Regions from separate parts of the Homo sapiens genome. Here all the other regions are linked to region 4. Evidence: read pairs that join two places in POLR2A ChIA-PET (ENCODE). Cell type or tissue: OCI-LY7. All regions are shown on one strand. Region 1 has its middle 24 kb from the start of UBE2E2-DT. Region 2 overlaps UBE2E2 (ubiquitin conjugating enzyme E2 E2). Region 3 overlaps UBE2E2 (ubiquitin conjugating enzyme E2 E2). Region 4 overlaps UBE2E2 (ubiquitin conjugating enzyme E2 E2). Region 5 overlaps UBE2E2 (ubiquitin conjugating enzyme E2 E2). Region 6 overlaps UBE2E2 (ubiquitin conjugating enzyme E2 E2). Region 7 overlaps UBE2E2 (ubiquitin conjugating enzyme E2 E2).

Region 1 (4,000 bases), 230 kb before region 4:
CCACTTCTCTTCCTCGCAATTATTTTAAAATGGATCCTTTTATTTTATTAATAAATATTCATATTCATTTCATCCATAAATATTTCAGTATCTCTGAAAACATACCCACAATGCAATTGTCACACCTAACAAAATTAATAATATTTTTAAAAATTTGTGTGATTAAATCAACAGCCTAATAAGCTCCAGCTTCAGTTGATGGCTATGTCTCTTAAGTCTTTTTTACTTGATAGATTCCCCTTCTTTTTTCCCCCCTTGCAATGTATTGGATGAAGAAACTAGATGACTTGACCTATAGACTTTCTCACAGTCTGGATTTTGATGACCGATTTCCCTGGTGTCATTTAGCATGTTCCTCTGTCCTCTGTATCTTCTGCAAATTGAAAGTGAGATACAGAGATTTGATGAGATCCTAGTTTAATTTTTTGTTGAGAACATTTTACATGTTGTATTGTGTACTTTCATCAGGAGAGCCATTTTGTGTTATTCACAGCTATTGATGACCATTGCCCAGATTCACTGATTCATTAGGAGCTACAGAATGGTGATATTCTAACATTCTTTCTTTACTTACTAGCTGCAATGCTACAATAAAGAGAAACTGTCCCTAAACAGCTGTATAATTTTCTCGATAGAGTTGGTAAATGAAAAGCAGGATGAGTACATGATTTTCCTCTTTATTTGCCAGATTTTAAAATAATAAATTATTTATTTAGCATCCTCCAAATGTGACTAATGAATTTCTTTTCTTTTCTTTTCTTTTTTTTTGAGACCGAGGCTCACTCTGTCACCCAGGCTGGAGTGCAGTGGCATGATCTTGCCTCCCCTGGGTTCAAGTGATTCTCCCACCTCAGCCTCCAAGTAGCTGGGACTACAGGCATGCACCAGCATGCCTGGCTAATTTTTGTATTTTTAGTAGAGACGGGGGTTTCACCATGTTGGCCAGGCTGGTCTCGAACTCCTGACCTCAGGTGACCCACCTGCCTGGGCCTCCCAAAGTGCTGGGATTACAGGTATGAGCCACCGCACCTGACTAAATTTCCTTTTAATGAGTATCTCCTTAAAGTACAGATGCCCAGGCCCAACCACAGACCTACTGAGTCAGAGTTACCAGAGATAGAACCTGGCCTCTGCATGTTTAAAAGTCTTCCTGAATGATTCTGAAGCATGATTTATAGCCCAGCTATTAAGAATGTCTGGGCCAGGTGACTGCTAAAGTCCATCCAAGCACTAGCATTCTGCAAGTCTATAATGTGCAATTAATTATAGATTGCATATATCACTACCCCCATTCTGCTGTATGTAACATGGCTGGTGAAATAGTGTCAATAAGATGTTCAAGGCCAGGTGCATTGGCTCACACCTATAATCCCAGCACTTTGGGAGGCCAAGGCAGGCAGATCACCTGAGGTCAAGAGTTCGAGGCCAGCATGGCCAACATGGTGAAACTCCGTCTCTACTAAAAATACAAAAATTAGCTGGGCGTGGTAGCACACGCCTGTAGTCCCAGCTACTCAGGAGACTGAGGCAGGAGAATCACTTGAACCTAGGAGGTGGAGGTTGCAGTGAGAAAAAAAAGAAGGTGTTCAGACAACAACTAGAAATTTTCAATAGCTTAGCACCCAGTTCCTTAAGAGTGCTGCACAGATAGCCAAGAATACTTTTATTTTCCACCCAAAGGGTGGAGGTTGGTACTTTCAGTTACAAATAGTTCCGGATGCCCCTATCTTCCAAATCCACACTCCTAGAGATCATGGGCACATGGATTAATGTTTGAAATTCACCTGCAGAGTCAACTCCTTTTTTTTTTTTTTTTTTTTTTTTGAGGCAGAGTTTCACTCTTGGCGCAATCTTGGCTCACCACAACCTCTGTCTCCCAGGTTCAAGCGATTCTCCTGCCTCAGCCTCCCAAGTAGCTGGGATTACAGGCATGCACCACCACACCTGGCTAATTTTGTATTTTTAGTAGAGATGGGGTTTCCCCATGTTGGTCAGGTTGGTCTCGAACTCCCAATCTCTGGTGATCCACCTACCTCGGCCTCCCAAAGTGCTGGAATTACAGGTGTGAGCCACCACACCCGACTGAGTCAGCTCTTCTTGCCATGAAGTATCCATGAAGGCAACACACATGGGTGGGATTCAGGGGCCAAGCCAACAAGACATAAATCACTATGATTATCTGCCTTTTGAAACATAAGAAAGACATTGATTGGAGTCTAGGGATAAATTCATTCAAATCCTGCCTCTCCCACTTACTATGTGAATAGTGGCAAGTTACCTAATCTCTCTGTACCTTGGATTCATTATCTCTAAAATGGGGATAGCATTATCTCTTTGAGTTAATCTGAGAACTAAATAGGTTTAATATATATAAAATGCTTAAAACAGTGTTTTGCTCTTAGATTGCTAACCACTATTATATTTAGAGCCAGGGATGTCACCTGTGTGGTAACTTAAAATCAATAACAGGAGGGCTAGGTACATACAGACCACAAATTGTGGCTTTCAAAAAGACCCAGTGTCCTTATTTTAAGGACTCTGAGATCAAGACTAGAGTAGAAAATAGTTCTCCATTTCACATTACAGGAGTGGTTACATGAATTTTGTCAGGTGGAGTGGAGAGGGTCAGAGTATCCAGAAATTTTAGTAAAAAAAACGGTTCAAACCACTACCACTCTTCTAATTAATTCCATAGTTTATGGGAGTTCAAAGCCCCCCTTACCCCTCAATAATACTTTTGGCTACTTTATGTGACTACTTCAGATTCCAGCCTCTTGCTTTTGAGAGAGACCCCATATACCAAGTCATATTCACCTAGGCGAGAAGTGCAGCCTTTTCTTCAATTTACACTCACTTCTACAGAGATTCATGAACTTAATGGGCTTTGCCAGCAATTTGGGGGAAAGATGAAAAAGAGGTTTGACTTAAATCCGTGAAAACCACCTCTTGTGTTCATGTAGATGCAGCCATCCTTGAACTATCATTCGACTCAGAGCTGTCCGATAGAACTCTATGATGATGGAGATGTTCTGCACTGCTTAGTACAGTTGCCACTAGCCACATGTGGCTTTTGAGCACTTTAAATGTGGCCAATGTGACTGAGAAATTAAATGTTAACTTTATTTAATTTTAACATATTTAAATCTAAATAGCCATTCATGGCTCGTGGCTACCTTATTTATAGCACAGCTCTAGTCCCTTCCCTGTAGCCTCATGGGCTTTTTACCCCATAGAGACCCAGTTCTCTCCATCTTTCTCACTCTAATCATCTTTTCAGATGTTCCCTTTTTTTATGCCAGGCAGTTTATCCTTCTACAAGCATGCCTTTAGCACCTGATGACAGCCACGTCTTTGGATCTCTACTTACCATGTGATTCTTAGGCATTACTTAAATTATTTGTGCCTCAGACTCATTGCCTCTTAACTGGGTATAATAGTAACTCTCAATAAGTTAATCTGAGAATTAAATAAGTTAATACATGTAAAGTAGAATACATAACCCAATGGGCTTAGCACAGGCCATGCCAAAGAAAGACATTTTTGTACCTAGAGGGAATTTTAATGAAAGATGTTAACAAATAAAATTTTCACCTTGTTGATAATACTTTTAGGCTGCACTGTCCAATGCAGTAGCCACTGGCCACATGCGGATATTTAAATTTAAATTTTAATTAAAGTTTGTTCCTCAGTGGCACTAGTCTCATTTCAAGTGCTCAATAGCCGCATGTGTCTAGTGACAATTATATTGCACATGGTAGTCATAGGAAAGTTCTACTGGGCCGTGGCAGAATATTACTACTATCTTCTTGAACTCAAGTACAAAGAATTGCCACAGTAGGCCAAAAAACAATTAGATTAGGGAATACCAATCAACAGCAGGTTTGGCCCCTTATCAATCTCACTTTCTCATTCTGCATTCTATATCCTTACCTTCCACTTTTCCCTTTTACTACTTCCTCCCCCATCTTCACAATACTAATGAAATGTATTAATAAATACC
Region 2 (4,000 bases), 110 kb after region 4:
GCAGGAATAAAACATTAGAAAATGGGAATTTTTTTTTTCACACAATTCTGAGTCATTCTTATTCCCCCTACTCCCCACTCTTCCTTTTTTCTTTTTCCTTGTTTCTATCAGATACATTTCTACACAGCTTTAAGGAAAATTAACCCATTTTTTTTAGGGCAGTAGTCTTACAGAGAATATTGGAGGGGAAAAGATAAACCCAAAAGAACAGGCTTTGGAAGCCGTGGAATGTGAATGAAGCAAGATACTCTAGAAGGTGGAAGTAGAGACTGAAGAAATCATGTCAGAAATCATAGAGTGGTAGCAGAGATTAGATATGGACAAGTGGGGAATAGAGAAGAACAGAAGAGAGAGATTGCCTGGGATAAAAGAAAATTAGGCATGGAAATTTAAGTGGAAAACAAACCCAGGTAGTTACCATTAGATACAAATAAAATTTAAGATATTCCTCATAATACTACATATTCCTTCAGTAAGACTAAAAAGTAATTCTTGAATGCTTGCCACGAAGGCAGAAAGAGGTATGTTTGTGATAGTCCTGGAGTTGTTGAAATGAGCTGTGAGCTAGTTTATGTTTACAGTGAGGAAGGAAACTTAGATCCATCCTTATAAGGATGCCTTGACCTGAAGAGTCAGAAGGCTTGCCTTAGGCTCTTCTCATATATTTGCTGCCTTCCTTTTCCCCTCTCCGATATTCTCCACAGTGGGTTCCAGGAAGTGGTGCAGGCTTGATGGGAACTGGTTTTCAGTAAGTTCTGGCTGCTGTGTGCCTGCAGTGCCTTGTCCCTTTTTCCCTCTGTCCCTGCCTCAGATTGTGGATTGTGTTGCCCATGTTTTCTCCATCTCCCCCTCCCTTATTTCTGTTTCACATATATTCATTTCTTTCTTGGTTTGGTCAGCTGTTAAGACAATATTCAAAGAAAATGGTATTAATCATATAAAAGCCATTTTGTGAATTTAGGAATAAGTTAGTGTCATCTACCACAAAGCATTTGTTCCACAAAAGGCTAATTTGAGAACGAACATCATATAACAATCCTGTTCCAAATCCCTAAAACACCTCTTTCATCATGGCATTCTCCTAAACTGCAGGATGAAAGACCAGCTCCTCAGTTTGTCATTCAACATCTACTCCTTCACTCCTTCCCTAAGACTCCAATCTTATTTTCTAACCATTTTTAAGTAAACCAATATTTGTATGTCAGGTTGGTTGCAAGGGGGTCATATATCAAGCAAGAATTAGCACATTCTCAAATAGAAATAACTAGCTTAGAAAATTAAGTGCACTTCTACTTTACCAAGGTTTTTTTTTTTGCTATTTTATTCCTTTATAACAAATGCTTATACATTATCATTTTTCTATTTTACAATCTAATTCAAATCATCACATAGTATTAGTCATGCCTGTTATAAAACCAACTAAAACTTTCAAATATTTAATAAAAGTACCCTTTTTTATTTTTCAAGTATGCTTCCTGATTAGCTGTTACTTTCAGTGTACAGTATTATGAGTATCAGGTTAGTTAACTACATCTATTCTGCATAGATGTTTAAACAATATTCACTAGAATATTCTGTGTGCTGAGATTTAAGTTATTCAAAGATTATACATGTTAAGTGAGAGTTTTCAAGTCATGTTGAAACAGTTGTTTACTTTTTTAACTGACTTGGGTTTTTTTGCCTTTAGTAATCTCACAATAGTAATAGTGAATATATATATGTGTGAGGGTTTTTTTTGTTTTGTTTTTGAGACAGGGTCTCGCTCTATTGCCCATACTGGAGTGCAGTGGCACAGTCATGGTTCACTGCAGCCTCAACCTTGTGGGCTCAAGTGATCTTCCCTCCTCAACCTTCTGACTGGCTAGGGCTACAGACACATGCCACCATGCCCAGCTAATTTTTTTTTTTTCATTATTTTGTAGAGACGGAGTTTTACCATGTTGCCCACGCAGGTCTCTTAACTCCCAGGCTGAGCCTGAGCCACCACACCCAGCCATGAATATCATTAAACATTTCTTCTCTTCGCTATTCACTTTACATGCTTGATCATTTTGTCAGAACTTGATCTGAGAAACCTGTTGAATCCCTGTGTCATTAGCTTTGCTCTGTAAAGTCAAACTGTTGAGATCTGGAATTTACATAATTTTCTTTATTATTTTTTTCTGTCATTTTCTTTAATTAAAAAAAAAACTTTGAGGGTGTGGGGTTTTCATTTGTCTTTGATTATTTTGTATTTTCCTTATAAGCTTTTTGCTTAGTATTGGAATTGACTTTACTGTGAGGATTTGAATTCCTCTCAACCTATGTCTGTTTCTTAGTAATAATAGTACCCACCTTACAGGATGAGTGTGAAGATTATGTAATAAATGCAAGTCACCTAGGACAGTGCGTGGCACATAAACATGGCATTATTGGTAGCTATTTTAATTATTACTATTATTTTTGGTTACAACTTACTGTTTATACATGTGGTATTTTTTAACTTTATGGTAAGAACATAGGGGAAAAATATGATTACCCTCAAGTATGCATACAAAGTTTGGAAATTTTTATAGTATTTGTGAATACTCTGCTACTTTCAAAGAATGTCTCTTTTGTGTGTTGTACACATAGCATTCAACCAAAAGAGTGGGAATTTGGCCAACTCTATAATAGCTGTAAATTTACTTATCATTAACAGAATCAGTCATTGTTTTACTATATTTTTATTAGTTTTAGAGACACAGAGTCTCTGTCATTCAGGCTAGAGTATATGGTGTAATCATAGCTCACTACAGCCTCATATTCCTGGGCACAAGCTGCCCTCCTACCTCAGCCTCCCAAGTAGCTAGTAATACAGGCACACACAACCATGCCTGGATAGTTTTTTAGTTCTTTGTAGGGACAGGGTCTTGCTGTGTTGCCCAGGCTGGTCTCAGATTTCTGGCCTCAAGTGATCCCTGCTCCTCAGCCTCCCAAAGTGTTGGGATTACAGGTGTTAGCCACCAAGCCCAGCTCATGTTTTTTTTTATATCATGTTTAAATATAGTTTACTTCTACACTTTTGTAGGCTGTATGAAAAGCTAAATCATCACTTCTAGCTAGTTTGACAAATACTTTGTATTGTGTTGTATATGAACTGGATTATTGATCTCTTAAAATAAATAACTGACCCTTCATATATCTATAAACATAAAATGTATTACTCCTTTCCTGAAGGATGGAGTAATCCTGTACATTATTTTCATTTTACATTTATCAAATCTGTAAATATGCTGCGTCTTACAGAATTGCCTTGGGGAGTGTGAGACCTATAAAAAATGTAAAGAAAAGAAACGAAAAGGAGGACATTCTCCTTCTGTTTGTGTTTATGTCACTGTCTTTAGTTAAACAGCAAGTGTGATATGGTCAGTCATTTATTACATGCTTTACATGGAATCCATTAACTATCTCAGCTGTTGTGCTTCCTAATTAATTGTTGTTATGTATGAGACACTTTTGCAGTTCTAAAGCCAGAAATGAATCATCTTGTCTAAGAGATGTTGGTCCTTTGGACATCTGTTAAATTATCTTCTGTGGACAGTACTAATTGATAAATAAGTGCTGTTGGCTCAACATAGCCCCACATAATGGTTGTTAAGTTTGTTATTCAAGAGCAATTGTTCTAGTACCTGACTGGGGGAGACTGATGCCTCTAGGACAAGCTCATCCAATCCGGGCCCAGGATGGCTTTGAATGCGGCCAACACAAATTGGTAAACCTCCTTAAAACATGATAAGGTTTTGTTTGTTTGTTTGTTTGTTTTAGCTCATGAGCTATCATAAGTATATTTTATATGTAGCTCAAGACGATTCTTCTTCTTCCAATGTAGCCCAGGAAAGACAAAAGATTGGACACCCTTGCTCCAGAAGGAAGATTAAACCAAGAAAGCTTTGGGTTCTGGTTTTGATGGATCCCCGTGTACCCCCCACCCCCCCAGCACTAATTGAGCACCTACTATGTATGTGCTTAATGAATTAAA
Region 3 (4,000 bases), 64 kb before region 4:
GCACTTCTAGAAATGGATTCATTTTAACCTGATTTAAAATAATCAAAGTAGTCAGAGTGATTAATTTTATGTTTGTTTTAGTTTATTTTTAATTGTCAGGAATAACGGGAAATACTGAAATATTTAGAGAAAAAGAGTTAGGATGAAAAGAGGGAAAACATTTAAAGTCTTTAAATATTTGGATAATACTGTGAATTTTCAGTTGTTAACTCCCATTTAATACATGGATAAGCTGAAGCCTAGAAGCTTAACTGTTTTGCCAGGACCTACGTAGTTAACCTATATTGGAGGTGACATTTTAACCTGTGTCTGTATGTCAGGCTCCAGATTTTCCCACAATACTGTAATGAATAAAAGATGTATATATTCTACTGAATTGTAAAGAGCCATTACTCTTTAAAATTTTTTCTTTTTGCCTGTTTGATAATCATGTTTTCAGAATGCACAGTTTTTAACATTTATTTACATTAAATTTTTAGCTAAAATACAGAGTATTTATAAATTGGTTATGGAAAAGTGAGGAAAAATAATTTGCATCTACTATGCACTATATTTTTTTCTTCTTGTGAAGCAAGTGCCTGTCATGCTCTGGAAAATATAAATATGAAATCTGAACAGTTGATGATTATAAAAATAATTACAGGTTGCCATTATGAAGCACACAGTCACACCTAATCCTTTAAATAAATGTGCTTAACTACACTAAAATACATGTTTTAAAATGTTAAACAGAGACATTCTAAAAAGACACGTGAAAACCATTTAATTTTTTTAAAGAAAAAGATGCTGAGTGGGTCCATAGTGGGAATTATTTTAAAACAAGAAAAAAGAAATCTTTAGCCCTGGAAACCCTTCTTGGACTGCATTAGAAATAAATTTCCTGATGTAGCCTGTAAGTCAGTCAAAACAGGGAAGACTGAATGCTGGGAGCAATAGGTGTGTTTGTTAACTCTGAAATACTGAAAGTCAGAAACATGTGAAAAGGATGGTCATGTTAAGTAGGATCTTTAAAGTCGGTATATAAACCATTTCTTTGCCTTCTATTCAAGCAATATACTTTCATCCTTCTGTTGTGTTTCCTCAATTCCTACACTTTGTTTTCGTACTCCCCCCACCAGGAATGAGGCACCAACACCAGTGGGAGAGTTTTAGATTCCTTAGAAATTCTGCTTATATAAGTGAGTACATCAAATGATCTTTGCCACAAAAATGATGAATGTTTCTTTTGAAATGCAGACCATGGTTCCAAGAAGTTTATGCTCACAGAATCAGGAGCCTTGCATTGAAAAGGTGTAAGTCTTGCTAATAGCCTAAAAGTCTATTTTTTTCACCCAACTGCAGCATTAAATATTGGAGGTAAGACTACAGACCTAAAGAGCAGACTGGGAAGCAACAAATTATCTTATTGGTGGTGATGTTCCTTATAGTAACAATGATGAACTTTTATAGAGCACTTCCTGTATGCCAGACAGGAACCCATTAACTCATTTAATCTTTACAGTTGTTTAAGTACTCATCTTATCCACATTGTGTGGATGAAGAAACTGAAGTATAATTAGATAAATTTACCCAAAGCCACACTATTGAGATTCTACTTGAGGGCATTGTAGGTCTCATTTTGGACATATGAACTCTGGTAGTTATAAATACAGTATATGTTTTTCTAGTTGTGTCTTCACCTAGAATCTTCAAGACCACAAGCTAAAGGTTTGAGTGTAGGTAAGCTTAGGTTTAGGGTCTGCATTTGAGCATCTTATCCAGCTGACAGCTGTGAACAGAAATTAAAGGTAGCATTTTAAAACTGTGTCTCCCACAGCTACTCTTATCTGCATAAACTGTATTCTAAAGCATAATCATTTCCCCTCTTTTCTTTCACTTCCTTCTTCTCGTTCTTTTTTTTTTCTAAAAATACTTTAGTAATTTTAATAGTGTAGTAATTGATCAAACTATTTGCTTGCAAAAGTATCTGGCCAATTTTTTCTTTGTGAAAAGTAAACAGCAGTCAGCTAGCTGTGTATCAGTTTATCTTAGTTCTGAAAAGGAATCAATGAGAAGATGTAAACAATTATGACAAAACCAAGACCCAAACCACAAAAGACTTCAAAGATTAAGTAATTATGTATACATAGTTCCATATAACAAAACTAATAATTGATAGTAGGGAAGTAAAAGAGAACAAACATTTGTTGATTTCTTGCCCAAGCATTAGGTGTTTACAAAATGTATTGTTTACAGTGGAGACTTTGAAATTTCAAATTCATTTAGGTTAGTTGGAGGAGGGAGGAAAGCTATTGACAGAAACACTATTTATTTCTGTCTAGCTAAAAAGAGGATTTAAGCATTATGGGGGGTACTTTGATTTAGTTTAGTTTTTTTTTTTTTTTGAGACAGGGTCTTGTTTTGTTGCCCAGGCTGGAGTGCAGTGGCACAATCATGGCTCACTGCAGCCTCAAGCCCCTGGGCCCAAGTGATCCTCCCACCTCAGCCTACCAAATAGCTGGGACTCTAGGCACACAGTACCATCCATCAAATCTTTTGTGGAGATGGAGTTTCTCCATGTTGCCCAGGACCTTAGCTTATTTGATTGCATAGTTTATTTAGCACAGGAGGGGATATGATAGGAGAGCTCTTCCTTCCGCAGATAAAAATGTTCTCTTCCGTGCTTATAAACATTTCACTTTAGTCTCTATGAGATTGTGTGAATTTTTCTGTGGTCGTAGGCTACATTTTCACACTACATAAACTATGCCCCTGGTTATAGAATGCACATGCATTCTGCAGTACACCAATGTATTTGTTTGTAGTTGGCTTTATTATTTATTCGTATGTGTATATTTAAACATTCCTGACTTGGTTCCTGACACCAAGAATACATACATGTATATTTTCTTGGAAATACTATGGAATATAAATGAGTATTAGCATCACCCTGCGTTGATCAGGTGAATTTGATAGAAATGGGAGGGGAAATTTTCTTAATAAGTCCTAAACCCAAGAATAAACTTTTATATTTTTTTTTCTGCTTCATAGCTGTGGAAAATTATTGCAACCAAACTATTGAAACCATTCTTAAAGTTAAAAGAATTGTTATTTTAGGACAAATTTTGAAGATAATACTTTTTTGGGGGTGGGGAACTTCTGCTGTTATTGTTGCTGTGCTGGAGGAATGGTGCTTATTCTTTTGGTAGCATAACTAGTGGTCTGACATGAAAAACTCTTAAAACTTACCCTATATTGGGTCTTTAACTGCTATTTTATGTTAAAACCTTACATATTAGTATGTATATATATATGTGAATGCATACATATACAAACTACATTTTCTTATTTTTAAAATATCTTAAGGTACATGAAGGAGTTAACATGTTCATGAAACATTGTGACATGGAAAGGTACTTAGGACTTAGTCTAAAATGGAAAAAAAAAAGCAAGACGCAAGACTGAATATGTAGTATATTCAATTTAAAAACTTTCTGGCCAGGAGCAGTGGCTCACGCGTGTAATCCCAGTACTTTGGGAGGCTGAGGCAGGTGGATCACCTGAGGTGAGGAGTTCAACACCAGCCTGGCCAACATGATGAAGCCACATCTCTATTAAAAATACAAAAATTAGCTGGGTGTCGTGGCACTCACCTGTAGTCCCATCTACTCAGGAGGCTGAGGCAGGAGAATCGCTTGAACCTGGGGAACAGAGGTTGCAGTGAGCCGAGATGGCGCCACTACACTCTAGCCGGGGCGACAGAGACTCCATCTAAAAAAAGAAAAAAAGTTCTGAAGTGAACATGTGTATTACTTTTAAAGTAAACTTTTGTGAAGTATGTGGCATGCTCCTCAAGTGAACACATCTGTGTAATCGGTGCCAGATTTAAAAAAAGAACATTGCCAGCCCTCCTTTCCAAGGAGACCTCGTGCCTCCTTCACTTAGCCACTGTCTGGACTTCTCACACCATTGATAAGTTTTGACTGTTTTGGGACTGTACATAAGTGGAATTATACAGTAC
Region 4 (4,000 bases):
AACATGGTGAAACCCGGTCTCTATTTTCAAAAATGCAAAAATTAGCTGGATGTGGTGGTGCACGCCTGTAGTTCCAGCTACTCAGGAGGCTGAGGCTTGAGAATTGCTTGAACCCGGGAGGTGGAGGTTGCAGTGAGCCGAGATTGCCTGGGCGACAAAGTGAGATTCCGTCTCCAAAAAAAAAAAAAAAAAAGCCATTGTAGGATAGTAGTAATTTTAAAAACATAGAGGACAAACAAAAAGTACTTTCTACTTCAATCCAAGATGAAGAATTAACCATGTCAGTAACGAAAAGGTGGACCATTGCAGCATCTGTCATTATTGTTTCTCATTTTGCCTTCTTCTTCCTGTCTTCTCCCCATTGCCATCTCATTTTCTCTGCAGCCATGAGCAGGAACTGTATGCAAAGTACAAAAGACTGTATTCCTGAAACAGAACTTGTTGACCCCATTTTCTTGACTCTTATTTGACATTGCTTTCTAAGAGAAGGGTTTTGGATTACACACTCACACACACACACATATGTACACATTCATAGTAATAAATGTATTTATCAACTCAGTTGCAATGAGATTCTGCTTGTTGGAATATCATATAATAAATAGCTATATTGGTATTTATTGAACATTGGCTTTTTATATGACTGCAATAAGATTTGATGCTAGTATTTTTAACTGTTGCTCCCTCTCTGCCTCCATGCTTAGCTGTTTAACATGACATTCATTCATCAAAAATAAATGTCCAAGTCAATGGAGTGTTTCTGTAACAGATATTAGTCACCTTAAACTTGTTACTCATAGCCCATAAACTCTTATCATTCTTTCTCAGATAACCCAGTTGACCCTACATTAGTAGAAATTGAGAGCTCTGAGTTCATTTTTGTTGTTATTTGATGAATATATCACTTGGCTGACTATTAGGAATGTAGCATTTGGAATTGTATAAGTAACAGGTTAAGACTGTGTACTGATTTCCTTTTTAAAAATTCTGTTTTATGAGTTTGTTTATAGCAACACAAAGTACCTTCTTTTTGCATAGCTTTTTGTTCATCAGCATTTTTTGCAATTTTAAAAAGCATGATTTTTATGCTTCATATTTAAAATAATCGCTAACTGTAGCGTTTAAATATTTGCCAATGTATGTCTGTCTGTACTTAATACTCCTATGGCAACAGGCAGAGAGAATTTGCCTAGAAATTTCCATCACTTTTCTGCACTGTCAAATTATATTATGCAGTTACAAGTATATTGAATACAGGGAAATCTGAGATACAAGTAGTTAACACATTCTATTTCCCACTACTCTGTTCAGTTCAGCCACTTCGTTAGCATTCTGAAATTTGGCTTATATACTTTGACTCAGATGCGAAGGTGTTTTTCTGATACTGAAATGTGTGGAACAAAGCTGGAATTTAATTGACAGTTGCTGCTGCTGTAATCAGTGAATTTTTGAAAAATACAGCAACAGTTTGCTGTACAATATTTTTGGGTTTGCTTTCATTTTAAGATTTTTACACATGGGAAGTCATGCGAAACAGTATAATGTGGTAGACCATTGTAGGTTTGAATTCCAAATATGTCTCTTAGCTTTTTACACTTGGTCAAAGCATTTATGCCTCTGAGCCTTTGTATCATTTTTTAAAAAATGCCAGTGATACACCTGCCTCACTGATTGTAAGAATGAAATGAGGTTATGTAAAACAACTAACACAGTGCCTAATGCTTTCATTTAGTCTTGAAGTCCCAGAGCTTGTTAGTGGCAGAGCCTGAAAAGCCAGCTCTTCTGACACACAGAAGTACTTTCTCAACCATGGCACACTGTCTATTATTTTTGGTTAGTAGGGAGTATGAGTACTGGCAGATGGTTATGCAGAGCTATGACTTTTTTCAGGTAATTTTTCCCCATAAAATTTTATTAGGGATTTTCCTCAAGAATTCTAAAAAGTCACTCAAAGTCAGGTGAAAAGTGAGGGGAGGAGTATAGAGGTGTCCAGGCTTTTGACTGGGTGATTGAAGATAATGGGGCCATCCACTGAAATCTGAAGCACAGGAGGAAGAGAAGCAGTTCTAGTGAGATGGCAAGTTCATTTACCACACTCTTTAACATTTTGTTTAGTTTTAACCTTTATTTATGGATAATAAAGGTTAATATTAATAATGATTTATTTTAAGGCATTCCCAAATTTGCATAATTCTCCTTTTGGAGATACCCTTTTATCTCCAGTGCAAGTCTGGATCAAAGTGATAGAAATTCCATGCAGTGCTATCTCTGATGCCATGAATTGGTCACTAAGAAGAATTGACTTTTCCATTGAGTTTCCCATAACTAGGGCCAAGTTAAAATCTCAGCCTTTTCTAATGACATTTTTCTCCATGAAGATCTTCTCAGTTGTGAAGAATATGTGTTTGTTAAAAAGTAAATGAAAAATTAAAACAATAGCCTGAGTATAAAACTGGGTTACTTAAAAGTACTTGTAGTTTTACATTGACTGCCTGGAACGCAGAATTATAAAGTAAAAGACAGTGTTAGACAATATTTCCAAGGCTCTCCAGTTTGTAAAGATTTGTTAATGGATCTCCCAGTTCCCTTCCTGTTTCTTTCTCTTGCTGCCTTCCTTTTCTGATTCTCTTTTTCTCTTTCTTTTTTATTTCCACAAATAATGCAGCATACTGGAAAGGGCAGGTCAGGACAGCCTAGGTTCAGAATCTGGCTTTCACATACTACTTGTATGACCTCGAACTGATATGTTTAACTCTTTGACCAAACCTCCATTTGCCAGTCTGTAAAATCGCAAGACTAATACCTACCCTAATGAGGTTATTGGGAAAAATGAGAAAACAGATTTAAAGAACTCATCTAGTTAGTAAGTAGTAGTTTTTAATATTGTTGTTATGTATCCGCTTGAAACTGTAGAGAGAAATAAGACATAGTAAAACTTAAATAAGTAAATGTAGTGATTTATGGGTTCCTAGGTGGAAAGATTTTGGTTAAAGAGAAGATTGAAACTAATAGTTAAAATGGGTTTTCTAAAAGATTATCTTTGAGGTTATCCCTCTTAACCTTGTGTTCTGTGACCATGACAATTGACTGTAAGGAAGATGGAATGAGGAAACAATTCTCCTGCCAACATAAAGAAAATCTGTATGCCCAGAGGCATGCATATCCAGCCGTGTTGGAGAAAGTGCTTTAAAATTCAGCCAGCAACACTTGATACCTCCCTATTGATGAATTGCTTGCTAAACTGTGCCACAGAGTATTCAACTTAATTCACTTAGCTCTCTTGGCACAGCTTCTTTATGAAGTCAGTGTCCCCCATGAGGAGGGCAGGGGCTGGGGTGTGGAAGGGTCCACAGGAAAGCCCATTCCAAATTGTAAAGCAATCATATTTGGTGATACTTTTAATTCATTGGATTATTCCCTTCCCCAGTTCCCCAAGTATTTTGGAGACAAATTTTTCTTCAGCTTCACATGTTGAAGATATTCTCCAAAGATGTCATCAAGAAGGTATAGTCTCCCTTTTTCTCTTGAGAACCCTGACTTTCAGAATGGCCTGGAAAAAAAAAAGGTCTTGACCACTGTGCAGGTGAGCATCAAGCTTTACACATTTTTTTCCCCATTTTTTTTCTGGAAAGAATAAAAAGATTCAGATGACATCTGAGACAACCTGGTATAAACAGCCCTAGTCTAGCTGCTACACAGCTGCTTAGTTCTGGTTCTGTGACCTTAGCTAAGATCCCAGTGTCCACAAATGTAAATGATATATTGACATCTTGACATCTTGATTAATTGGAGGGTTTTTTCTGAAATATTTTAAACTTTTAATTCTGAAAATGTTCAAACATACACAAATGTAAAGAATTGATCCCCTGCTCCCGTACTCATCCCTCTTCTTTCACTACCGTCAACATTTGCTACATCCTTTATCTCCTCTGCGCCCCTCCCTCTACTTTTTATGGTTTGTATGTTTGTTTTGGGAGGAGTGCATGTGTGTGTGTTTGTG
Region 5 (4,000 bases), 180 kb after region 4:
TGCATGGTAATGGTCCTCACATCGTTGTTTTTAAAACAAAAGTTGGAGAGTACCCAAACATCTAAAAACAGGAAATTCGTTCTTAATTCAGGTATTAGAAATGATGAAGTAGATCTACAATTATCTATGTAAAAAGTTATTTACCATATCGGTATAAAAATCATAGTTATTTTTTAAAAGATTACAAAAGCAGACTATAAATTAATCCCTTTTTTTTTTTTTACATCATGTGATTAGAAGTGTAGGAAGAAAACATACCACGATGTTAACAGCAGTTTTCTTTGCGTGGATTTATACACGAGATGGTCTTTACTTTCAACTTCCTGTCTTGCATATTGTCTGAGGTGGTTTTCTAAATTATTATTAATTACTGTTTTATAGTTAGTGTGTATAATTTTACAGGTGGAAAAAAAATTTTTTAATCAAATTTGAAAACGTAAAAGAACCTTGAAAGCAATTAAATGTTAAGCATGCAAAAAAAAGTTTGCACAACGCACGCTAATTGTTACCAGCACTCTAACTTGTTTTTAATTGTTTCTCCTTTTGCCTGTACTGAAATACTATTAACAGTTGATATGACACATTTTCCCACCCCACAGCTTCTTGTTCCCTTTATTCTTCATTTGTTTCCCTCCACCCCCTTTGAGCTGAAGTGGCAGACCTGTCTTATTCCCAGTGTGTACACTCTGGATGTGGGTACAGTTTGAGGTGGAACATATAAGTCAGTGTTATTCTTCTGACATTGAGCCTTACCTTCATCAGTAAGTTAGAATGGATCTTCAATGTGTTTCACTAATATAAGTTCTATTTAATTAAACACCTATCTTGAGTGATACAGACTTAAACTATTAAGGATGCCCACGTTTCACCCTACTCTTTGCATTCTAGAATGCCAGGAATCAGAACAAGATTACTTTTTTTGAAGGTAGAGAAATGTGACTCAGATTTCACTTTGGCCCCTATTACTCTAATGTCATTACTTAAGCTCAAGTGAAAGGCTACATTTTTAAAAAAGTATCCTGGCCAATTGCCAGATATTTTGTGTCTGTATTTGGTAGTGCTGGTTTAAATCTTGTTGAATCTTGACTGGACTGGGTGAAATGGTAGAGTTTTCATTTCAACATCTGAGAAAATGAAGAAGAATCACAAAGAGTAGGCAGAGAGGCAAACGTTTCGAACAAACCCACATACTAAGTAGTCTACTAATTGTGATATAAGTGAATGTAGGAAACTGGCTTCTCCCTGGAATAATTATTACGAGATTTACACAATTCCAGGAAAACTTAAGCAAGTCTTGTTGAGCAGGCTTTCAAAGGCTTTGTTATCATGAGCTTCAGCAGATAGGTTAAAAAGTGGTGTTTCTATTATACCTTTCATATTGAGAACATATGACCATGAGTGCCTTACAAGGTTAGTCTCAGGATCTTCCCAAGTTGCCGGTGGTGTTGGGCCACAGACGTAGTTCCATATTCTCTACTATTTTTTTCCTACCAAACATTAGCTTTTGATGATTTTTCTCATTTTCCCTAGTGGATCCTCCTTACCTGACTGCTCTAATATACCCAAATTCCCAATACCAAAAATAGGGGAAATATAAATCGGGGAAAGAGTGAAATTAGAGAATTGGAGGGAAAAGAGTAGAATCTGGGATCTTTAGGAACCTAAGTTACTTTTTTTTTAATTGCTTTGCTTTTTGTTTTTTTGTTTTTTTGTTTTTTTTTTTTTGTCTTTTTTTTTAAAGAGGGTCTCACTCTGTCACCCAGGCTGGTATGTGGTGGCACGATCATAGCTCACTACAGACTCAAACTCCTGGACTCAAGCGATCCTGCTGCCTCAGCCTCTTAAAGTGCTAATATTACAAGCATGAGCCACCGTGCCCCAATTTTTTTAATTAAACGTTGACCCAATCAATATTCTGGATAGAGAGCTATCTCCCAGCACCCTGTTAAGTTAAGCACCCTGTTAACTAACAGCACCCTGTTAGTTAAGAGGGTGAACTCTGGCTCCAAGCCCTGCTCCACCCCTTTCTCCACGTTGGGCAAGAGACTCAGCCTCCTTATGCTCCAATTTCCTCCTGTGTCAGCTCCTTAGAAATCCATGTCATTAACATATTAGAGTTTTAGGACATGGTTAGTCATGGTGAGTGTTAGCTATTATTAACATCTATTAGTATTTTTGTAATAATGAGCTATGTAGGTTGGATGTTACCAAATTTTGAGGAAGAAGTGGACCATCTCTCCCCTCTTTTGACTGTCCAGCTCAGACTCTGGCGTCTCCTCAGATAAGGTAATCTGGCAGGAGAATGCCACCTGCCTGTGGTGCTAGCCTAGGGTAAGGAGTTGTCCAGACCGCCAAACGTCTTCCCAGGAGAGCTCATCAAGAGCCCATGAGTCCCCTGCCCACAGCCCACCTGCATTTTCTCCGTGAAATATCTACTTGAAGACAGGCATCTCACACCTGTAATCCCAGCACTTTGGGAGGCTGAGGCAGGAGGATAACTTGAGCCCAGGAGTTTGAGACTATCCTGGACAACATAGTGAGACCCCCAAAATTACAAAAAAAAATTTGAAAATTAGCCAGGTGTTGTTGCACACACCTGTGGTCCCAGCTACTCAGGAGGCTGAGGCAGGAGGAGGATTGCTTGATCCCAGGAGGTCAAGGCTACACTGAGCTGTGATCATGCCACTGCACTCTAGCCTGAGTGACAGAGCAACACCCTGTCTCAAAAGAAAAAAAAAAAAACCAATACGAGGGGAGCAAGGTGAGAAGTATGTGGTGGGTACAGGGAAAGAGAATAAGACTTGTCAAGAAATATGACAAGAGCTATCAGTAAAATACAGATAGGTGACTCTTGGGGCAGCTGGTGTGAAATGTAGTCTGTCAGCAGCAGGTGACTGGCTCAGCCGCAGCAATGGTGGTCCAGGTTAGAACAGCAGCTTCTCATCTCCTACCCTCCCACTCCTTGCCAGCTTTCTGAACACTTCTTCCCCCACAGTGCTGGTATTTACTGACTCCCAACTCTGCTTTCCTTGCAGCTGACCCTCTGGTGGGCAGCATCGCCACACAGTACATGACCAACAGAGCAGAGCATGACCGGATGGCCAGACAGTGGACCAAGCGGTACGCCACATAGGGGCCTGCTGCCTGCCGCCCCGCGGGACCTGTGCAAGCACATTCACCAAGTGCATCGGTAGCCCTGCCCACCCCTCCAGACCTCGGTTCTTATTTTCCTATTTTTATTAAATTTGGAACCATTTTGTGATGGTATGTTGTCCATCTTCCCATCCCAGTTCTTCCTGCCCCCCTTCCTCTCTCCCACGCTCTCTTTTATCTCTCATTTTATTCCCTTGTTGATTTCTGTTAACTTGAAAGATTTGGGATTTTTTCCCACCTCATCATAGATGGGAACTTTTGTTTTCAGTGCAAACAATGTTGGAGCTGTAATAGTAAGAGCTTTCTTACAAAGCTTTGTATTACTGTGTGGTTTTGTTTTTTTTGTTGTTGTTTATTTGATTTTGATTTTTTTTTCTTTTATGTGATCTTTGGGAAAACACATTCAGAATTATATCTCGTTTCTACTTAAATGTAGTGCTTAGGGTTAATTTTTTGTACTGAAGTCTTTATTGGTGGGTGCATGCTACTGGGAACAAGTTTTTGTACAAAAGCTTCAATCAGAATCACTGTGCATTACTGAGACTCTGTTTATCACTAGCCTTCTGTCCCTCCCGCAGAAGACTGTTGGATTGAACAAAATAATATGTATTTTGATTTACTTAAAGTGCTTGTAAATTTCTTAGGGACCTGCCACTTTTGACTGTGGATCAGTTGATGTACACTTGTATTATTAAAGCACTCAATAAATCACTGTGGCTGATAACTGCACTTCTGGTAACCCGACATTTGCTTTGTGTCCTGGTGACCGCTGTAGCCCTACGTGCAGTGAGGCTTGTCTAATTCAATTACAGGTTCAAGTGTATTTTTCATCTCAAACCTCTAATAT
Region 6 (4,000 bases), 170 kb after region 4:
ACTTATTTGTGAGCGCTAAAAATTAAAACCACTGAACTCATGAAGATAGAGAGTAGAAGAATGGTTACCAGAGGCTGGAAAAGGTAGTTGGTGTCAGAGGGAGGGAAGTGAGCACAGCTAATGGATACAAACAGTTAGAAAGAATGAAAAAGACCTAGTGTTTGCTAGCACAACAGGGTGACTATAATAAAAAATAATTTAATTGTACATGTTAAAATAACTAAAAGAGTACAACTGGATTGTCCATAACACAAAGGATACATGCTTGAGGGGATGAATACTCCATTTGCCATGATGTGATTGTTATACATTGCATTCCCATGCCTTATCAGAGTATCTCATGTACCCCATCAATATATACACCTACTATGTACCCACAAACATTAAAAATTATAAATTTTTATAAAGAAAGCAGTTTGCAGGCTGATCTCAGTGGCACACACCTGTAGCCCCAGCTACTTAGAAGCCTGAAGCAAAAAAGGATTGCTTGAGCCAAGGAGTTTGAGGCTATAGTACACTATAATCATGCCTGTGATTAGGCACTGCACTTCATCCTGGACAACATGATGAGACCTTGTCCCTAAGAAAGAAAACACTTTCTCAATATTTAAGAAGCAGACATAAGACTTCTGCCATTACATTTTTATTTCTAATACTTTTGCATTCACTTGCTGCTTCACACAGTCACCAGATGTGCTACACTTTATGCCAGCAGCTGTTGCTTGTTACCAAGTCATTTTCTTTTGGTACAGGTTGAGTGTCCCTAATCTGGATATTGAAAATGCTCCAAAATCTGAAACTTTTTGAGCACCTACATGACTCTCAAAGGAAATGCGCATTGGAGCATTTCAGAATTTGGATCTTCAGATTAGGGCTACTCAGCCTGTATTAGCACTTGCAGTGGATAACATTAAAACCATGTTTGTTCCAGCAGCCTTTTAACATGTGGTGGCTGCTCTTCTCTCTCATTTTGAACATTTGTGTGAATACATGTGTAGACAATGCCAGATGTTTCCTTCATATATTATGTAGTTTGTCTTTGGCTAAAAGAGATTTTTAGTCCCAAGTTACATTCAGAATGCTTACCAATATTTAAAAATCAGTATTCAGATACTAACAGTAAGTCCAAGTGATGATGTTATGCTTACTATATGTGATAATAACCTATATGATCTTTGATCTCTACAAGTTCAGTAAACCTGGAAATGACATTGAATGAGGCATTTGCCTATTCCGTCTTCCAAAAGCTAAAGCAAATTTTGACCGAGTACTGAGGCCAAAGCTTAGTTATAGTGTGTTTTCAATATTTATAGTGTATAAAGTGTTCCTTCATATTAGAAAAAATGGACTAAGGACATGAACAAAATACTCACAGAAGAAATACAAATGGTGAACAAACTTGAAAAAATGTTAAACTTCAGTAGGTATCAAATTAAATACAGGTACAACGACAGATTATTTTTCTGTTAGTTTGGAAAAAAAACAAAAAAGCTGATAATGAGTTGGTGAGAATGCCCAGAAAGAGAGTAAATTGTACATACTTTTATTGAAGGGTGGTTTGGCAGCATTTACCAGACATTTAAAATGTATACAGTGGTCCAGGAATCTGCCCTCCAGAAGTACTCAAATATGTCCTCAAAGATTTATACAAGACTGTAATATAGTTCTAACAGCAAAAAATCAAAATCTAAATGTGATCATAAGGGGAGTGGAAAAATGAATGCTGACTCACTATGCAAAGGAATGCCTTATAGTTACTAAAACTAATGTGCTAAGTCAATATGTGCTGTCTCAGAAACACAGCTACGGTACATTGTTACAGAAGAAAATGCGAGTTGCAGAATGTCTGTGCGATTTCTATTTAAATAAATAAAATATGGAAGGATGAGGGTCAAACCATTAACTGTAGTTGCCTCAAGGTGGAAGGGGGTATTGAGTTGAAGAGAAGGTAGTATTTTTTTACTTTATACATACTTCTGTATTATTTGAATTTATTATAATGCACATCTGTTATGTTTTAATTTTATAAAAGATTTAAATAAAACTAGGCTAGACCAAACCATGGAATAAAAGTATTATGAAAGAAACAAAAATTAATTATTTCTCTCATTTTAAGACAACTCACAGATAGCCTCCAGTGACTTGGGGAGCGAAAAGAATAACATTAATCAAAGATACAGTGGAACTGCCGGAGGACAGTGGATCATAGCCTTGAAGAATCCAAGAAATGGCAAAGTGCAGGCCACAAATTCCAATAACAAAATAATTATGTTTAAAAAAACATAATTTTTAAATTATGTTTACATAATTAGAGGAGAAAAGTGAAAGAATGCTGTTAAAATCACCACCATGTCCCTATCTCTGACTTCCTAGTAATCCTTGAGTAGAGACAGGACAAACATCTATGATGCAATCTATTTATAATGCTAGTGCTGCAAAGGAACACCTGCCTTGTGGAGTGACTGTGCTATATATGGCTGTTGTTGTGTGTATACCTTATCTACTTATATTCTTCTAATCATCCATCCATCCATGCAGTAAACATATAGGGTAAGAGGGATACAGAGATGACAGACAGTCCTGTGAGGGGAGAAACTTGTTTAGCACTGGTTCTCCAGTACCTGGAACAGAGTAGGGGCTCAATAAATATTTGTTGAATGAGTGCATGGGCTCCCGTCCAGTGAGAAAACAGAAAAGTAAACAGACAGCTAAAAGGCAGTACTGGCACACCTCGTTTGACAGTGCTTTTGTGTTTCACATATACTGTTGTTATTGTTTTTTTTTTTTAACAAATTGAAGGTTAGTAGCAAGCCCGTGTCTGTCAGCCCCATTTTTCCAACAGCGTGTGCTCTTTCATGTCTCTGTGTCACATTTTGGTAATTCTCACAATATTTCAAACTTTATTATTATATCCTTTATGGTGATCTGTGATCAGTGATCTCTGATGCTACTATTGTAATTGATTTGTAATGGCCTCTAAGTGTTCAAGTGAAAGGAAGAGTCAAATGTCTCTCACTTTAAATTGAAAGATGGAGATAATTAAGCTTATTGAGGAAAGCATGTCAAAAGCCAAAACAGGCCAAAAGTTAGGCCTCTTGTGTCAAGCATTAGCCAGTTGTGAATGGAAAGGAAAAGTTCTTAAAGAAAATACAAAGTGCTACTTTGATGAACACAGGAATGATTTAAAAAAAAAAAAAAGCAACACACCCTTATTGCTGATAGGGATTTAGTGGTCTGGATAGACAGTCAGACCAGCTACAACACTCCCTTAAGCCAAAGCCTAATCCAGCATAAGGCCGTAACTCTCTGCAATCCTGTGAAGGCCGAGAGGTGAGGAAGCTGCAGAAAAAAAGTTGGAAGCTAGCAGAGGTAGGCTCACAAGGTTTTAAAAAAGAAGCCATCTTCCTAACATAAAATTGCAAGGTTGAGGGTGACCAAGGAACAAGGCAGGTGCAAGATGTAGAAGCAGTTGCTGATATAGAAGCTACAGCAAGTTGTCCAGAAGATCTAGCTAAGATAATTGATGAAGGTGGCTACATTAAACAGATTTTCATTGTAGATGAAACAGCCTTCTGTTGAAAGATACCAATCTAGGACATTTATAGCTGGAGAGAAATCAATGCCTGGCTACACAGCTTTAAAGGACAGGCTGACTCTCTTAGTAGGGGTCTAATGTAGCTGGTGACTTCAAGTTGAAGCCAGTGCTCATTTACCATTTCAAAAATCCTAGGACCCTTAAAAACTTGCCTGTGCCTACTCTGCCTGTGCTCTCTGAGTGGAAGAACAAAGCCTGGATGACAGCACATCTTTTTTAATATGACGTACTGAATATTTTAAGCCCACGGTTGAGACCTACCTCTCAGAAAAAAAAAAAAAAAAAGATTCTTTTCAAAATACTAGTACTCAAAGATCTAATATCCAGAGTCTACAAGGAACTTAAACAAATTTACAAGAAAAAAAATTTAAAAGTGGGCAAAGGACATGAACAGACACTTCTCAA
Region 7 (4,000 bases), 110 kb before region 4:
TTCTCTCTTCACACCACGTGGCTGCTGCTGGGGCATGGGGGAGGGGTGGCATTGGCAGTTCAAGACTGTCCTACCCTCTTCAGTGACTCTTTTAGCAATATGAAGTTAAAAACCAGGTACTGTTACCACTCACCTGATGTTTAATTCTCATGAAGATGCTTTTTTGTGTAGATAGTTGTCAAATGTGATGTTCCTGCAGGGAGGACAATTGGTGGAGGCTTCTATTTGGCCAACTTGCTCCTCCTCATTTGTAAATATTTCAGTGGGTACCTGTGATTTGCTTTGAAGTACAGTAATTGGAGAAAGGGTAATGAGAGTTAACAAATACGGCTAAAGTGGAAACGTGGTCAGTCTTGAGCTGATTATTGTTGAAGCTGAATGAGGGATTTATAAAGGTCTGTTATGCTTTTCTTTCTAAGAGTTTGCTTGAAATCTTTTATACTTTAAAGTTGAGAAAACCAACAATGATACCAGCTCAGTACAGTACTCACACAGTGAAGGTTTGTTACTTTAGCTGGCATTCTTTGCAGACATACCTTATAATGTAAAGAGAAAACTTTTCTAAGCAAAAGCAATTTGACACTTTGCGACTTCTAGATACAATTTTTCAAATGTGATGGATGAATAGGAAGTAGCAAACAAAAGCAGATGATGAGGAAATACCGTTTAAGATGTCACTTTAAAATACTGTACTGTGTTACCATAAGTAGAGTGCATTTCTAGATCCTTACTACATTTTACACATCTTTTCTGATTATGTTTCTTCTTTTTATACTTTTAGGTATACACATTAGCTGAGTACTAGGAATTTTAAATGCATGCTATTTAGTTTTGAACGTTCAAGTACTTAGTTGAACTTAAGTTATGAAATTGTAAAGGAATGGTGTCTACCAGTGACATTACATTAAAGCTTTTCATAATCGAGTTGTGGTAAGTTGTTTTATTTTAAATTTCTACCGTAGGAACAGAATGGTTCTGTAAAAGTTATTTTTCTTACTGTGATATAATTAAAAAATATGACCATACTTTTGCATAAAGAATTGATAGACTATTTCTCTTACGGAGCATATATGCATGCAAAATTGACTAAAGAGGACTCATTTAAAACATTTCTAAGGGGAAATTTGAGTTAACACAAGGGTGAATATATTTTAAGCCAGTTTATATTTTAAACCACTCAATAATGTGGTTTTGAAAAGTGACTTTTTAGAATATGTATGTATATGTCTACACACACACACATACGCACACATGCAAATGATGTGTTTACCCTGCTAAGCAGTTAGATTGGTAACTATGAGGTAGCAGCTTCTGTATCTTGTTACCTTGTTAGGTCAGTAAAGCAAGTGAGGGGGCACTTTATTAGTTTGTGGACCATTCTTGAAGCTGGTGACGCTGCAAAGGGTCCAAGGCTTGCCCTCTCTGCTAGTCTAGATCACTGTTTCTGAGACTGTAATGTATGTGTAAATCACCTGGAGGTCTTGTTAAAAGTGTAGACCTTGTTTTAGAGATCTGGGATGGGGCCTAAGATTCTAACAAGCTCCTTAGGTGATGCCAATGTAGGTTTGAGGACCTCTCTTTTTTTTAATTTTTATTTTTTTGAACTAGGGGCTTGCTTTGTTGCCTAGGCTGGTCTCCAACTCTTCCGTTCAAGTGATCCTCCCACTTCAGCTTCCTGAGTAACTGGGATTATAGGAGAACGTGCCCAGTTAAGGACCAGCTCTTTGAATAGCAAAGGACAAGCTTATCATAGTTGTGATTTAGAATTTAAAACCTCAGATAAACTATGGTTATAGGTAATATATTTATACTAACTTTAAAAAATATCAAATTTTATTATTATTATTTTTTGGATTTAAAAAATGTTTCTGGCCAGGCGTGGTGGCTCTCACCTGTAATCCCAGCAGTTCTGGGGAGGCCAAGGTGGGAGGATCGCTTCAGTCCAGGAGTTCAACATCAGCCTGGGCAACATAGCAGGACTGTGTGTCTAAAAAAAAAAAAAAAAAAAAAAATTAGCCGGGCATGGTGGCATGTACCTGTAGCCTGTAGTCTCAGCTACTTGGGAGGCTGAGGTGGGAAGATCGCTTGAGCCTAGGAGTTCAAGGCTGCAGTCAGCTATGAACAATGCACTGCCCTCCAGCCTGGGAGACAGAGCAAGACCCTGTCTTTAAAAAAAAAAAACAAAAAACGTGAGCCTAGGGCTGCTTCTAGCCTATAGAATATCTTTTGCTGACTAGATGCAGATTCTCCTTGGGGTAGATGCATAGCTTGGCCAGATAAGGGACTTCTAGGTAGAACCATGCACAAAAAGGTGGTTGAATTTCAGACCTTACTCACTGGCTGCAAGCTTTTGTGCAGTATACAAACTCACAAATTACTGGTTGATCCTACCTTTGTTTAACATCTGGGCACAAAGATTTAAAAGAGTAGGAAAAAACATTTAAAACTATTGTAGTGATAACAATAAACTGCTTAAAAGGTATATAAACAAAACAAGAAATCTTTATCTGTCTTTTCACATGTTGTAATAATAAGGCTTTTGTTCACAATTTTAATGTTATTTTAAAAATTAATACTGCATTTGTTACTCAGTAGGTTTAATAAAATGCAGAGACCGTATACAAGCAACATACTGCTGACTATGTTAACTTAGAAAATAACCACCTTCACAGATTTAGCAGTCTAGGGCAGTGGTTCCCAAATTCATGGTATTGGGCAAAATGAGAAAAATAAAACAATGTAATCAGGTTTTTGTATTTATTAATTCATTCTATTTAAGGGGCTTTTTTTTTTTTTTTTTTTTTGACAGGGTCACTCTGTTGCCCAGGCTGGAGTGCAGTGGCACGATCTTGGCTCACTGCAACCTCCGTCCCCTGGGTTCAAGCAATTCTCTCACCTCAGCCTTCTGAGTAACTGGAATTACAGATGTGTGCCACCATGCCCGGCTAATTTTTTTTTTTTTTTTTTTTTTTTTTTGAGACAGAGTCTCGCTCTTTGGCCCAGGCCAGAGTGCAGTGGCACGATCTCGGCTCACTGCAGGCTCCACCTCCTGGGTTCATGCCATTCTCCTGCCTCAGCCTCCCGAGTAGCTGGGACTACAGGCGCCCGCCACCGCACCCGGCTAATTTTTTGTATTTTTAGTAGAGACGGGGTTTCACCGTGTTAACCAGGATGGTCTTGATCTCCTGACCTCGTGATTCGCTCACCTTGGCCTCCCAAAGTGCTGAGATTACAGGCCCAGATAATTTTTGTATTTTTAGTAGGGATGGGGTTTTGCCGTGTTGCCTAGGCTGCTCAAACTCCTCGGCTCAAGCAGTCTTCTTGTGTCAGTCTCCCAAAGTTCTGGGATTACAGGCATGAGCCACCTCATCCAGCTTAAGGGACAACTCTATATTCATTATTTTTGGTGTTAAAATGTCGTCTTTAAAACAGTATTGGTGGTATATGAGAGGTATATTCGTTATGTACCTTTCTGCAGACATACATGCCCATGCTACTTTTATTCCTGACCTTATTTTTTTTTCAGAGGAAGAAGTTAAGAAATTAGTTTGTGGGCCATTCTTGAAGCCAGTGACACTACATAGGGCCCAAGGCTTGCTCTCTCTACTAGCCTAGATCACTGTACCTCTCAGAGCCCCACTCACTTGTCTCCTAGGTGCCTCATAAATAGTTAGCAACAATTCTCAGTACTTCATTAAAATTCACCTCCTCCTGGGAGCCCTCCAGCCTTTGAAATAACCTGCTACTGGCTAGAGTAGCCTAGTGGTGAAGAGCTTGAACTAGACAGCCTTGGCTCTGCCACTTAATGCCTGTGTGGCCATTACATATCTTTTACAAGGTTATGTAACCTGTTTGTGCCTCTTTTTGTTCGCAGTTAAAATCAGGATAATTGGCTGGGCACAGTGGCTCACTCCTGTAATCCCAGCACTTTGGGAGGCTGAGGTGGGTGGATCACCTGGGGTCAGGGGTTTGAGACCAGCCTGACCAACATGGTGAAACC

The links. ChIA-PET counts read pairs that join two places held together with the same protein. Peaks named below come from ENCODE experiments on the same cell type or tissue, not always from the same donor. Only the 100,000 strongest peaks of a DNase experiment are listed, where the experiment ranks them.
Region 1: POLR2A ChIA-PET joins it to region 4 with 7 read pairs; 2 of 35 experiments call an interaction of 5 or more read pairs at or near these places.
Region 2: POLR2A ChIA-PET joins it to region 4 with 6 read pairs; 3 of 35 experiments call an interaction of 5 or more read pairs at or near these places.
Region 3: POLR2A ChIA-PET joins it to region 4 with 5 read pairs; 1 of 35 experiments calls an interaction of 5 or more read pairs at or near these places.
Region 5: POLR2A ChIA-PET joins it to region 4 with 6 read pairs; 1 of 35 experiments calls an interaction of 5 or more read pairs at or near these places.
Region 6: POLR2A ChIA-PET joins it to region 4 with 10 read pairs; 1 of 35 experiments calls an interaction of 5 or more read pairs at or near these places.
Region 7: POLR2A ChIA-PET joins it to region 4 with 5 read pairs; 2 of 35 experiments call an interaction of 5 or more read pairs at or near these places.

What each region holds. Positions count from the first base shown.
Region 1 is chr3:23,177,414-23,181,413 of GRCh38, forward strand. No RefSeq gene overlaps it. Among named protein-coding and RNA genes, the nearest start is that of UBE2E2-DT, 24 kb to the right of the region's middle. In OCI-LY7, no CTCF peak of the experiment used is centred here; no DNase peak of the experiment used is centred here.
Region 2 is chr3:23,517,947-23,521,946 of GRCh38, forward strand. All of the region lies in intron 4 of UBE2E2 (ubiquitin conjugating enzyme E2 E2), which reads left to right. Among named protein-coding and RNA genes, the nearest start is that of UBE2E1, 290 kb to the right of the region's middle. RefSeq lists an enhancer at 938-1,107. In OCI-LY7, no CTCF peak of the experiment used is centred here; a DNase peak (open chromatin) is centred at 1,815; H3K4me3 peaks cover 620 bases; H3K27ac peaks cover 1,223 bases.
Region 3 is chr3:23,339,819-23,343,818 of GRCh38, forward strand. The region is part of intron 3 of UBE2E2 (ubiquitin conjugating enzyme E2 E2); the gene reads left to right. Among named protein-coding and RNA genes, the nearest start is that of UBE2E2, 140 kb to the left of the region's middle. In OCI-LY7, no CTCF peak of the experiment used is centred here; a DNase peak (open chromatin) is centred at 1,773; H3K4me3 peaks cover 2,859 bases; H3K27ac peaks cover 4,000 bases.
Region 4 is chr3:23,403,634-23,407,633 of GRCh38, forward strand. All of the region lies in intron 3 of UBE2E2 (ubiquitin conjugating enzyme E2 E2), which reads left to right. Among named protein-coding and RNA genes, the nearest start is that of UBE2E2, 200 kb to the left of the region's middle. In OCI-LY7, no CTCF peak of the experiment used is centred here; DNase peaks (open chromatin) are centred at 401 and 1,658; H3K4me3 peaks cover 3,266 bases; H3K27ac peaks cover 4,000 bases.
Region 5 is chr3:23,586,699-23,590,698 of GRCh38, forward strand. It overlaps UBE2E2 (ubiquitin conjugating enzyme E2 E2), which reads left to right. Exons shown (of 6, transcript NM_152653.4): 6 at 3,036-4,000. The coding sequence ends at 3,133. Among named protein-coding and RNA genes, the nearest start is that of UBE2E1, 220 kb to the right of the region's middle. RefSeq lists an enhancer at 3,088-3,587. In OCI-LY7, no CTCF peak of the experiment used is centred here; no DNase peak of the experiment used is centred here; H3K4me3 peaks cover 405 bases; H3K27ac peaks cover 551 bases.
Region 6 is chr3:23,574,147-23,578,146 of GRCh38, forward strand. The region is part of intron 5 of UBE2E2 (ubiquitin conjugating enzyme E2 E2); the gene reads left to right. Among named protein-coding and RNA genes, the nearest start is that of UBE2E1, 230 kb to the right of the region's middle. In OCI-LY7, no CTCF peak of the experiment used is centred here; a DNase peak (open chromatin) is centred at 2,445.
Region 7 is chr3:23,288,901-23,292,900 of GRCh38, forward strand. The region is part of intron 3 of UBE2E2 (ubiquitin conjugating enzyme E2 E2); the gene reads left to right. Among named protein-coding and RNA genes, the nearest start is that of UBE2E2, 88 kb to the left of the region's middle. In OCI-LY7, no CTCF peak of the experiment used is centred here; no DNase peak of the experiment used is centred here.